Linked DNA regions of Homo sapiens: region 2 is linked to region 1. Evidence: chromatin contacts called from ENCODE Hi-C data. All regions are on one chromosome and are shown on one strand. Each heading gives the region's core, a stretch centred on a gene start or an enhancer-like site at or near the end of the contact. The rest is flanking DNA. Distances are from core to core; before and after follow the strand shown. Region 1 overlaps TMEFF2 (transmembrane protein with EGF like and two follistatin like domains 2). Region 2 overlaps LOC105376755 (a long non-coding RNA gene).

What was found. A loop is a pair of places that touch in the nucleus more often than their neighbours do. Pooled maps may share reads with other maps.
Region 2: a map of CD8-positive, alpha-beta T cell shows a loop between it and region 1 (6-fold over the local background). The contact joins two enhancer-like sites. A Hi-C loop is called at or near these places in 3 of 168 maps with a recorded cell type or tissue (CD8-positive, alpha-beta T cell, K562 and spleen) and 7 of 50 pooled maps.

What each region holds. Positions count from the first base shown.
Region 1 is chr2:192,160,398-192,165,268 of GRCh38, reverse strand. All of the region lies in intron 4 of TMEFF2 (transmembrane protein with EGF like and two follistatin like domains 2), which reads left to right. Among named protein-coding and RNA genes, the nearest start is that of TMEFF2, 32 kb to the left of the region's middle. Within about 2 kb of position 2,633, at least 3 of the 41 ENCODE cell types and tissues checked have a DNase peak (open chromatin) inside an H3K27ac peak, as active enhancers do.
Region 2 is chr2:195,317,024-195,322,538 of GRCh38, reverse strand. All of the region lies in intron 1 of LOC105376755 (a long non-coding RNA gene), which reads left to right. Among named protein-coding and RNA genes, the nearest start is that of LINC01825, 210 kb to the left of the region's middle. Within about 2 kb of position 3,303, at least 3 of the 41 ENCODE cell types and tissues checked have a DNase peak (open chromatin) inside an H3K27ac peak, as active enhancers do.

The sequences.
Region 1 (4,871 bases), core at 1,384-3,883:
AGGCTCCTGGACCTCCAAAGTTTCCCTTTTCTCCACTGTCTTTATGTGTAGTCTGTTATTTTTTAAAGTCAAGGATTTATAACAGAAAATTATAAACTTTCATATTAAAATATGTTAAATATGTTATTTTGGTTAAAAGTAAGGTGTTTCTATTAAGGAGAAATACGGCACTAGTCATAGAAACATCTGTGCTATTTGTTTTGTGTGATGTGTCTTTGGCTTGCTAGTCTCCTGCACATGCAAGTATGTGTGCACAGGTACACACACACACACACACACACACACACACAGTTTTTATTCAGAGTATTCATTCTGCTAGTATGTATTAATAACTTTTATATATTGCTATATTTGTACTCTGAGCATTGATAACATAGCATAATATTATTATACTCTGTGCCAACCATATTTTAGATGCTAGAGATACAGATAAAGTCCCAATTCACAGGAAGCTTAATTCAGAAGAGAAAAAACAGACATGAACCATGCAAATAAATAAGCAAAAACATTTCAGAGTGTGGTTACTTTTTTTTTTTTTTTTTGAGACGAAGTCTCGCTATGTCACCAGGCTGGAGTGCGGTGGCATGATCTTGGCTCACTGCAACCTCCACCTCCCATGTTCAAGCGATTCTCCTGCCTCAGCCTCCTGAGTAGCTGGGATTGCAGGCACATACCACCACGCCCAGCTAATTTTTGTATTTTTAGTAGAGACGGGGTTTCACTATGTTGGCCAGGATGGTCTTGATCTCCTGACCTCGTGATCCACCTGCCTCAGCCTCCCAAAGTGCTGGGATTACAGGCATGAGCCACCGCGCCTGGCCTGTAATTACTTTTAAGAAAGTAAAACAGTGATGTTATGCAAAGTTACTAGGTTTTGTGGTAAGAGTGAGATTTTCACTGAAGCCTTAAGTAGTAGAAAGAACAAGGTACACAAAGATCAGAGGCAGGGCATTCGGAGCAAAGGGAAGAGCACAGGCCAATGCCCTAAGGGATGCCTTAGTGAAATCCAGAAATAGAAGGAAGGTAAGTGCAGCCCGAGCATAGTGAATGAGCAGGAAAGTGGTAGAAGAGGAGAGTAGGGAAGTGGTAAGGAATTTGGAATTTATTCATTGCATCATGGAAAGCCTTTGGAAGACAGTAATATAATCCGGTTTATATTTTCAAAAGATTGCTCTGGCATCTGTGTGGAGAATGAATTGTAGATGAGGCAAGAGTAGGTGCAAAGAAAGCAATAAAAAGATTATTATAGTGGAGCAGGCAAAGAGGATCCTGACCTGAATAATATGGTGGCAACAAAGGTGGTGAGAAGGTGACAGATGTCCTGGGGGCCATGTCTATCCTCATTATTTCCCATTCCTTTCTATATTGTTATTGGTGTGAACAAAAATGTTACATGCCAACGCAAAGAAGGATATGGAAAAGGGAAGAAAAAGAAATAACCCCATCACGTCATTTAGCACTCGCCAAGTTCTCCATGCCCATTTAACATAAATGAATGTGTAGGTTTACTTTTAAGACATGAAAATGTGTCATAAAAAGCATTATTTTAAAAACCAAAGCCCATGCATTGAGCCTACTATATTCATCTAAAGTAATTTTCTCAGACTTTCAAGAGAGAAACAGATTGATGTACTTTTGGGGTTGTTAACTAGTGGCTTTTCAATAAAGCCTGAGTATATTGATGATTTTGTTTTTCACTTACCTTTTAAAATTTATACAATTTAAGTACCATCACTGGTATGGCAGTAAAAAATAAAATATAAAAATAGACAGCTCCATAATTTGGCCTTTAAATGGCTTCACATATTTATATTCTATGTAGGATATGTAACAGATTGTGACAACAGAATCAGATATAATCAAATTGCAGCCTTACAAATATAGCAAATATCATGAAACAGCTCCCTTCTGCTGACTCAAAGAGTGGGAGTTTCATTTCTTTCATTATATTTTTTCTGTAACAGCTTATCACTAGCAACACCTTTGGAGCATTTCTCCTTCTTTGTCAATGTAAATGTCCACACAATAGCGCTTTACCTATATTTGCCATCAATTTTCTCACATTGGATTTTCTACTCTGGAGACAACTAATTTGAGTAACTGGAAATATAAAGCCTATGGCTTCCACCTTCAGTTTCCCAGTTCACAGAGCAATATAGAAAGTCACTTCCAGATGCAGAAAGCCCAAGGCCCACCCATAGACTTTGTTCAGCCTCCGTGGTGCTCCTTAGCTTATTTCTCTAAAGCCTGCAGATTTTCATATGTGGTATTTGGGGAAAATCTTATTATCAATATATAAGCATCACTACAATTAAGCTCTGCTTGTTGTGATGTCTGAATATCAATAAGGACTCCAGTTCATCCTGAGAGTGACAGCCATTTAATTCACTCTGCCTGTCTAATCTTGGGCAAGGATTTAAAAGATGCTGTCAAATATTTGTAAACATGTCGTGCATTTTTCTTTCACAGAGATTCTTTTAAAGTGAGAAGAGTTATTTTCTGTTTTGTCTTGGATTATTGTTTGGTTTTTAAAAGCTCATTTAGCTTTTCCTCTTCTTTAATAGTAAATTGCAATTTTTTTTCCCCCTAAGACTCACAGGAGCTATCCTTCACTGTATTCATGAAGTGGGAGTAGTGCTGTACCAGTAGGGGGCGCTCATATCATACCTATTTTGTGGGTTGGCGAAAAGTAAATTTTGTAGGTTTGTGTAGTTAAGGGTGGAGCTATTTTAACTCTAAAGCCAACAAAGATTATGAGTTGGAATAGAAGTTATTTCCCCCTGTTGAAAAGTTAAACTTTGCTAAAGTTGTAAATCTTCACTATGGTACGAGTTTAAGTGGCTTTTGGTTAATGAAACTGCATGCTGTGGTTGATGTTTTCAGATAGCTTAATGTGGAGAATTTAAAACATATTAAAAGACTTTTTTCCTGATAGGTATTATCAAATTTTTTAATCCATAAATAACAGACACAGCACACTCACCCCTGATTTTAAGGGGTTTCTCATATTTGTTTCATGGCTGTAATTTCATGTAAACATGGCTGATGGTGATGTGAGTAGCAATGGACATAGAGTTCAACTTGTTTTTCTGGTAAGTGTCTCCTAAGTAAGTTTACTTTGGGGTCATTTGCCTTCTTCATTACATTGGCATCAAGTGTAGTCCCAAAGGCATCAAGATCATGATTAGCTAACTTTCACCAACATCAGTAAGGAAGCAGCCTGAGGCATCCTTCTATTCCTTTTTCTTCTTCAAGGTTGTTATGTTTGTCCTTTGAGTTGTCAGCACCCTTCAAAACGCTCTCTGTAATTTTAGAACCTTTAATATGGTGAACATCAAGCATCTCATCATGCCAAATGTAATTTTCCACACCCCCAGCATTTAATGTGTTCACAGGAAATGAAAAAAGAATCACACTTCCTCTCTTTGCTTGTTCCTTATGCTTTATCGAACACCATTTTAATGCCAGGCACAGAGTGAGAGACCAGAGATTAAAAAATAAAAGATGAACAGGGCTTATCACTGCCCACAACAAACTCATGATCTAGGCAACACATTATTTTGTGTACTGGGGAAAGGATGGCTCCAAAGCCTGTTTTCTTTAACAGAAGAAAAGGACACAGTTGTCTCCAGACTGGTCCACATGTTTAACTTTCACATCGTTCCTGACTCAAGCAAGTTGACTAATTGCTTACACTATACATCCCAAAATTGAAAGTCTTTAAATTTGGAAGTGCATTATGCCTGCCTTTAGATGGACATGGCTTATGGATTCACTTATGTCATACAATTTTCTTGCAAACTACTATGCTGTTTCAGGCCGGTGAGGTGGCTCATGCCTGTAATCCCAACACTTTGGGAGGCCGAGGAGGGCAGACCACTTGAAGTCAGGAGTTCAAGACCAGCCTGGCCAACATGGTGAAACCCTGCTAATGAAAACACAAAAATTAGCTCTGCATGGTGGTGGGTGCCTGTAATCCCAGCTACTAGGGAGAATCGCTTGAACACGGAAGGCGGAGGTTGCACTGAGCCAAGATCACGCCACTGTACTCCAGCCTGGGTGACAGAGCAAGACCCTGTCTCAAAAAAATAAAAATAAATTAATATGCTGTTTCATAGGTTGAATCTGCTTGGACGCTGGTATGCAAACGGGAGGGGGCAAGGGGAGAGGAATAGGAGATGACATGGGAAGATGAGACTGGGAGACGGTAAAGTGTCCCCACTTCCTTAGGGTGAGCTCCACAACTGTCTAGCAATTCTCTAGCAATAAAATGGCTGTCCTAAGATTGATAAGCCTTTAGCGTGGCAGAGTGATGACTCTAGACTCTCGGATTTAAAGATCTCTTTACTTCACACAAGGTCTCTTTTTCTCCTCTCTTTCCTCTACATAAACTTTCTTCTCTGTCAGCATTACTGCTGCCTATTGCATCCAGTTTACTATAATGCATAATTACCATGCCATCATTGCTGCTGCAAATGCCTTTTTCTCTGTTCTTTCTGCACATCCTTTTCCATTTATCTTATATTTCCTGTTTTGGAAATGTAAGATACATCTATATACATCATGGTGCCTTTGTAATGTTAAATGTATTTTTTTCTAAAGAAGGTCCCCTAAATTGCAAAAGCTCAGGCTCCACAGAGACTTAGATCAGTCTCTCCCCATGGGTTTTAATATTCAAATCTTTGGCTCACCTTCCAGTTGCCTTGTTGTTTTTGTTGCTGCTGCTGCTTTTGTGTTATGATTCTGTAGGTAAATTGTTTGTAGGGCTTGTTCTTTTCTTAATGAATATTTTTAATATCTTTTTTTCTCCCAGGCAGTTTCTTAGTCCAGAGTTGTGCCAGAAGCCAAATTTTCTAATAGAGCTTAATGGA
Region 2 (5,515 bases), core at 2,054-4,553, 3.2 Mb before region 1:
TGGCTTGGTTCCACCCCTCACAGAGGTGGACTAGGGAAGCAAAGGCAGCAGCCAGGCTATCCGTCACCCAGAAGCTAACTGTAACCAGCTGATTTAGATTCTCTGCCTTGCTTGCTTTTCCTGAACTGTTCTTCATTATCATGATTCTGGTGCTCACATTATCTGAGACGGCAGGCTTTCCAATATTTTTATTTAATTTTTTTCAGTTTGTACCTCTTCTGACTGGGGTAGTTTACTTGATAGTGTTTAAATTCAGTTTTTTTGGAATACTGTGATTATGACTTTATGAATATATTAGGGATAAACATGCTTCTGTATAGTCTTCTTAATATTTAAATGTTTGAAGATAAGGGATGAATTTGGAAACTGAATTTCTCTCTCAGGTTTATTTATTCTTATTGTCAATTGTTAGCTACTCAGGAATGGCTTTAAGCCAGAGCAGTTAATTCTTTTCTTACCTTGGTGAAAGTGGGATCCAAGACTTTCAAGAGTCAGCTGAAAGGGTGATGCTGCACATTCTATCACTGGAGAGGGGAGAAAGCAGCCTTTTAAACTATTCCTGCACTCAACAGTTTAGTTATCATTATTTTATTGAGAAGAATAACCAGAGCTTAGCCACACTCAAATATAAAAGTACTACTGGCTATGTGTTAAGTGTGTTAGTACATTATTTCATTTAATGCTTTAATTTCATTATTTCATTATTCCCATTTTTACATGTGGGGGTTCTGAAGCTCAGAAAGGGTCATTTATCTGCCAAAAAGTCACATAGCTTGTAAGCAGTAGAACCAATACTTGGGCCTCATGGACTCTGTAATGCATGCTCTCAACTACTGTGGTGATTAATAATAGCGCCCAAAGACAAAAATAAAGGAGTTAAAGCATTGTATCATTTTTTTCATGAGTTGTTCTAGCTCCATTACACAATGACTGTTTTAGAAACTGATCAGAAAATATGCCCTTAAATGATTCTAAAAATCCTTTTTTAAATTACATTTTAACTCTCAACTTGGAGAATATATAATAATCACTGGTGTTTTACAGTTACCAACGATGAGGCAGCAGTTGTGGTGATTATGAATTATTGCCTTAACCAATTTATTTTGCTGTATTTTTCTTTTTATATACGCAATAGACTAATATGTTAAAAAAGATCTCTGTCAAAGTAAGACTAAATGGCTCTTAGAATAAATGTAAACTATTTTTAAATTATGGGAAAGCAACTTGTCACAATTTAATTGTCAGTGATTTTCTCCTATTGGAACATAAAATAGTGTGTTTAATAACACTTTAGATTCAATAAAGTACAATATGCATTATGCCCATACAATGTCCATGCAAATCTATTAAGTAAAAAAGCACCAGTGCGACATTTCTCATTGTGCCTACTACATTGTAAATTTCTTGCCAACTGGATCATCTTTATATCCCAATATCACCCAGTGTAGTGCATGCAAGTGACAGATACTGAATAAATCTCTGTTGAATGAAACATGTAATGAGACTGATTTTCTTATATTCCCAGAAAGAGAAATTTAAAACAAGAGTTCCAAAAATATTTTACCAAGTGTCAGCATCATTATAATTATTGTAGAACTTCCTGTGATAATGACCTTGCTCAAAATATCATGCTAATTTTAATGTATTTATCATAAGGAGCAATGGCCTCCTAGAAAGAGCACAGTTTAGGAAGTTAGAAGATTTTAATTTTGATCTTGGCACCACCTTCCTATGACATCTTAGGTAAGTCATTTAACCACATCCTGAACTATAAGGATAATAATTAACAGCTCTCACAGCTATTGTACATGGTCAAAGTCATTGTGACTGTAAGTGAAATTATAAATGCAAAATCATTCTGAAAGCTTTAGAAAATGCTCACAAATATAATGCATTATTATAAATAAAATTGTCTTGATTTAGAGAGCTTGAAGTTTCCAACAGAGCTAATCAGAACCAAGGGACCCCAGCTTGTTACGATTATCATTAGGACAGGACTGGTCTAGTCATTTTCTTCTTGGCACTGTTCTTGGCAGGGTAGATGCTCAGTACATGTTTGTTTAATGAGGGGATACATGAATACAGAAGCAGAACTAATAACTGTAATAGATTTAGAGGACTATCTATGGACTTTATTTTCACAAAATTGCACAGTCCTTTGAAAAGGAAGTTGGGATAATGAGAATACCTTATTTCCCCTCAATGTGGAGCTGGGATTAAATGTCAGCATTGCTGGGATTATGCAATACATACTAAAAAAAATTACCCTTTTGCCCCTGATCTGATATTCTTGAAATATCTGGACAGAAACAACATTTTGTATAATAAAAAAAGTTTTGTCTGGAAACTGCAGGTTTCCATACCAGTAGTCACTATGTAGCTAATAAGATTTGGAAATTGGATTCTTATTAATACAGTTATGCTCCACATAATGACATTTCAGTCAACAATAGACCACATATCTGTTGGTGGTCCTACAGATTATAATGGAGCTGAAAAATTCCTATCACCTAGTCATGTCATAGGCATCATAATGTCATGGTGAAATGCATTACTCACATGTTTGCGGTAATGGTGGTATAAACAAATTTACTGTGCTGCCAGTCATATAAAATATAGCATATAGAATTGTGTATAGTACATAATACTTGACAATGTTAGTAAGCAACTATGTTACTGGTTTATGTATTTACTGTACTATACTTTTATTGTTAGAGTGTACTCCTTCTACTTATAAAAAATTTAACTGTAAAACAGCCTCAGACAGGTTCTTCAGGAAGTATTCCAGAGGAAGGCACTGTTATCATAGGAGATGATATAACAGCTCCATGCCTGCTATTGCTCCTGAAGACCTTCCACTGGGACAAGACATGGAGGGGAAAGACAGTGATGTTCATGATCCTTAGGTTAATATGTGTGTTTGTGTCTTAATTTTTAACAGAAATTTTTACAAAGTAAGTAAAAATAAAAACTTTTAAAAATAGAAAAAGCTTATAGAATAAGAATATAAAGAAAAAATACTTTTGTGTAGCTATACAATATGTGTGTAAGCTAAGTGTTATTACAAGAGTCAAAAAGTAAAAAAAAAATTGAAAAGTTTGTAAACAGTTCCAGTAAGCCAAGGTTAATTTATTATTGAAGAAAGAAAGAATTTAAAATAAATTTAGTGTAGCCTAAGCATACAGTGTTTCTAAAGCCTGTAGTTGTGTACACGAATGTCCTAGGGCTCACATTCCATTACTAACACATTCCGTTCCTCACTAACCATTCACTCATTGACTCACGCAGGGCACCTCCCAATCCTGCAAACTCCATTCATGGTAAGTGCCCTATAGAGGTGTGCTTTATAAAAAAACCTTTTATACTTTATTTTCTGTACCTTTACTGTTTAGATATTTTTAAATACAGAAGCACTTACCATTGTGTTACAATTGCCTTCTGTACAGTAACATACTGTTCAGGTTTGTAGCTTAGGAGCAATAGGCTATACCACATGGCCTAGGTGTGTAGCATACTATAGTATCCAGGTTTGTATAAATACACGCTATGATGTTCCCACAAAGATAAAATTGCTTAATGATGAATTTCTCAGAATGTATCCCCATTGTTAAGCAATGCATGACTGTCCTTTTTACAAATACTGCAGATAGAACTTTCATGTTTAAAAAATGTATCATAGCAAATTTGCTCATCAATCTAGCAAAATGTGCTTTTTTACTGAGATATAACTTGAACATTGAAATTAAATGTTTTAAATCATGTGAGTAATCCTGTCTCTCTTAAGAATGTCAGCACAATTAACAAAGGTAAAGTATATTTTTTCTGAAGGAAAATAGAATTGATTTATGAATATCATGCTGCCGCTTGGTGGCACTCTTTACTCATTTAAAGCAACTGTGACACCCAGAGAAAAAATGTGTTGGTAATAAAGCAAAGTGACAATCCAGGGAGAATTTCAATAGTCTAATTTTAGACATAGCATTCAGGTGTTTTGGTATTCTGATAGCTTGGATCAGGTGGTTTCTAGAGCTTGCCAGTGCACTGGAGGTCTAAGGGATGTCACTCAGGTTATGAAATGTATCAGGTTTGCATATAATGATATTTTTACTCTCCAAAATTTGGCATATTCGATTTACCTCTTTGATTTTCTTTTGTCTCCATTTTGGAGGACATGGTTTTTAAAGCCTGACGAGTGTATAGAGAGAAAATACATAATGAGTTATTTTCCATAACTTGGAAATAAGAAATAACTTGGATCAGTAAAAATTCTACAAAGTAATCTATAACAACCTTTTGATTGCTAGGTGGCTGAGCCTTATTTACAAATGAGATTTAGAAAAAGGTAAGGAACAGCTGTCATGAGCCAATTTATTCATTGAAGAGCATTTTTTAGGAAGTACAAATTGGGGTAAATGCACACATATAATGCCGAGTGGAGCAGGGTTGTTAAATCAGTCTGAATGCAAAATGTTAATAATGGCATCCTGGCCAACTGTCACTTTTTCACATGACCAGCCACCATTCCAAAGGTTTAATTTGACATCAATCATTTTAATAGAACATTAGAAAAGAAATTATATTAGAATATTGTCAGTGGGATATATGGGACTAGAATTTCCAACTCAGTCTATCTTGTTCTTGCTATGTATAAAAATACTCAATACTAACCATTTTTCAGCATTTGGAGTAGGAGGTAGAAAACATTAAAGACCCATGCCTATCTTCATTACAATCACAGAGTCTGGGCAACAGTCCCAGCCTCCAGCATAAAGAAGCTCCCAGAGTGTAGCGCATTAGTGAGTATAGTTCACCTTTATCAGCTGTGGCATCAATCACATTCTGATTAGTTATATTGGGTCCCCACCTAAGCCACTCAATTATGAAAATCTGTCCAAGGCAGAACTAGCACGCCATTGCATTTGAAATCCACTCAGACAATCACATCGATGCTAAGATTCTATGTCTCTCATTTTAGCAGACAAATTTCATTGAGAAGCAGCCACATATGTTTTGGACATGGTTTCTCCAAGTATACTCTGAGAACAAATGTGTTTCCAAAATACCCAGATGATGGTTAAAATGCAGATTTCTTGGCCCTTCTAAAGAATGGGAGTTAGCATAGAGCATCACCATTTTCAGGAAACTCTCTGAGTGATTCTCATGCTTACTACAGTTTGAGAACTACTGTTTGGTGAGGAACAACTCCTGTGACTATGTAAACATCAGACATAATTTCTTGACCATGCAGTATGTGTTTGCCACTGTTCATCTTAACAGTGAGTATGTTTCTAATTTTAGTAACTCTTTCAAGTTCTTTGGAACAAGGGTCTTGGATTTAAAACTATGGTGTATATCAAATATCACAGAACTAGAGTAGCTTAGAATTAAACTACGGAGGAATATTCTGATTGAATTTTTGATTTACCAGAAGTATACTGTTTTCACAAAATATCCAGGGATAATCGTTAGAGATGGTGCTTTCCCAGGAAAACTAACATTTGTTGATTATCTACTC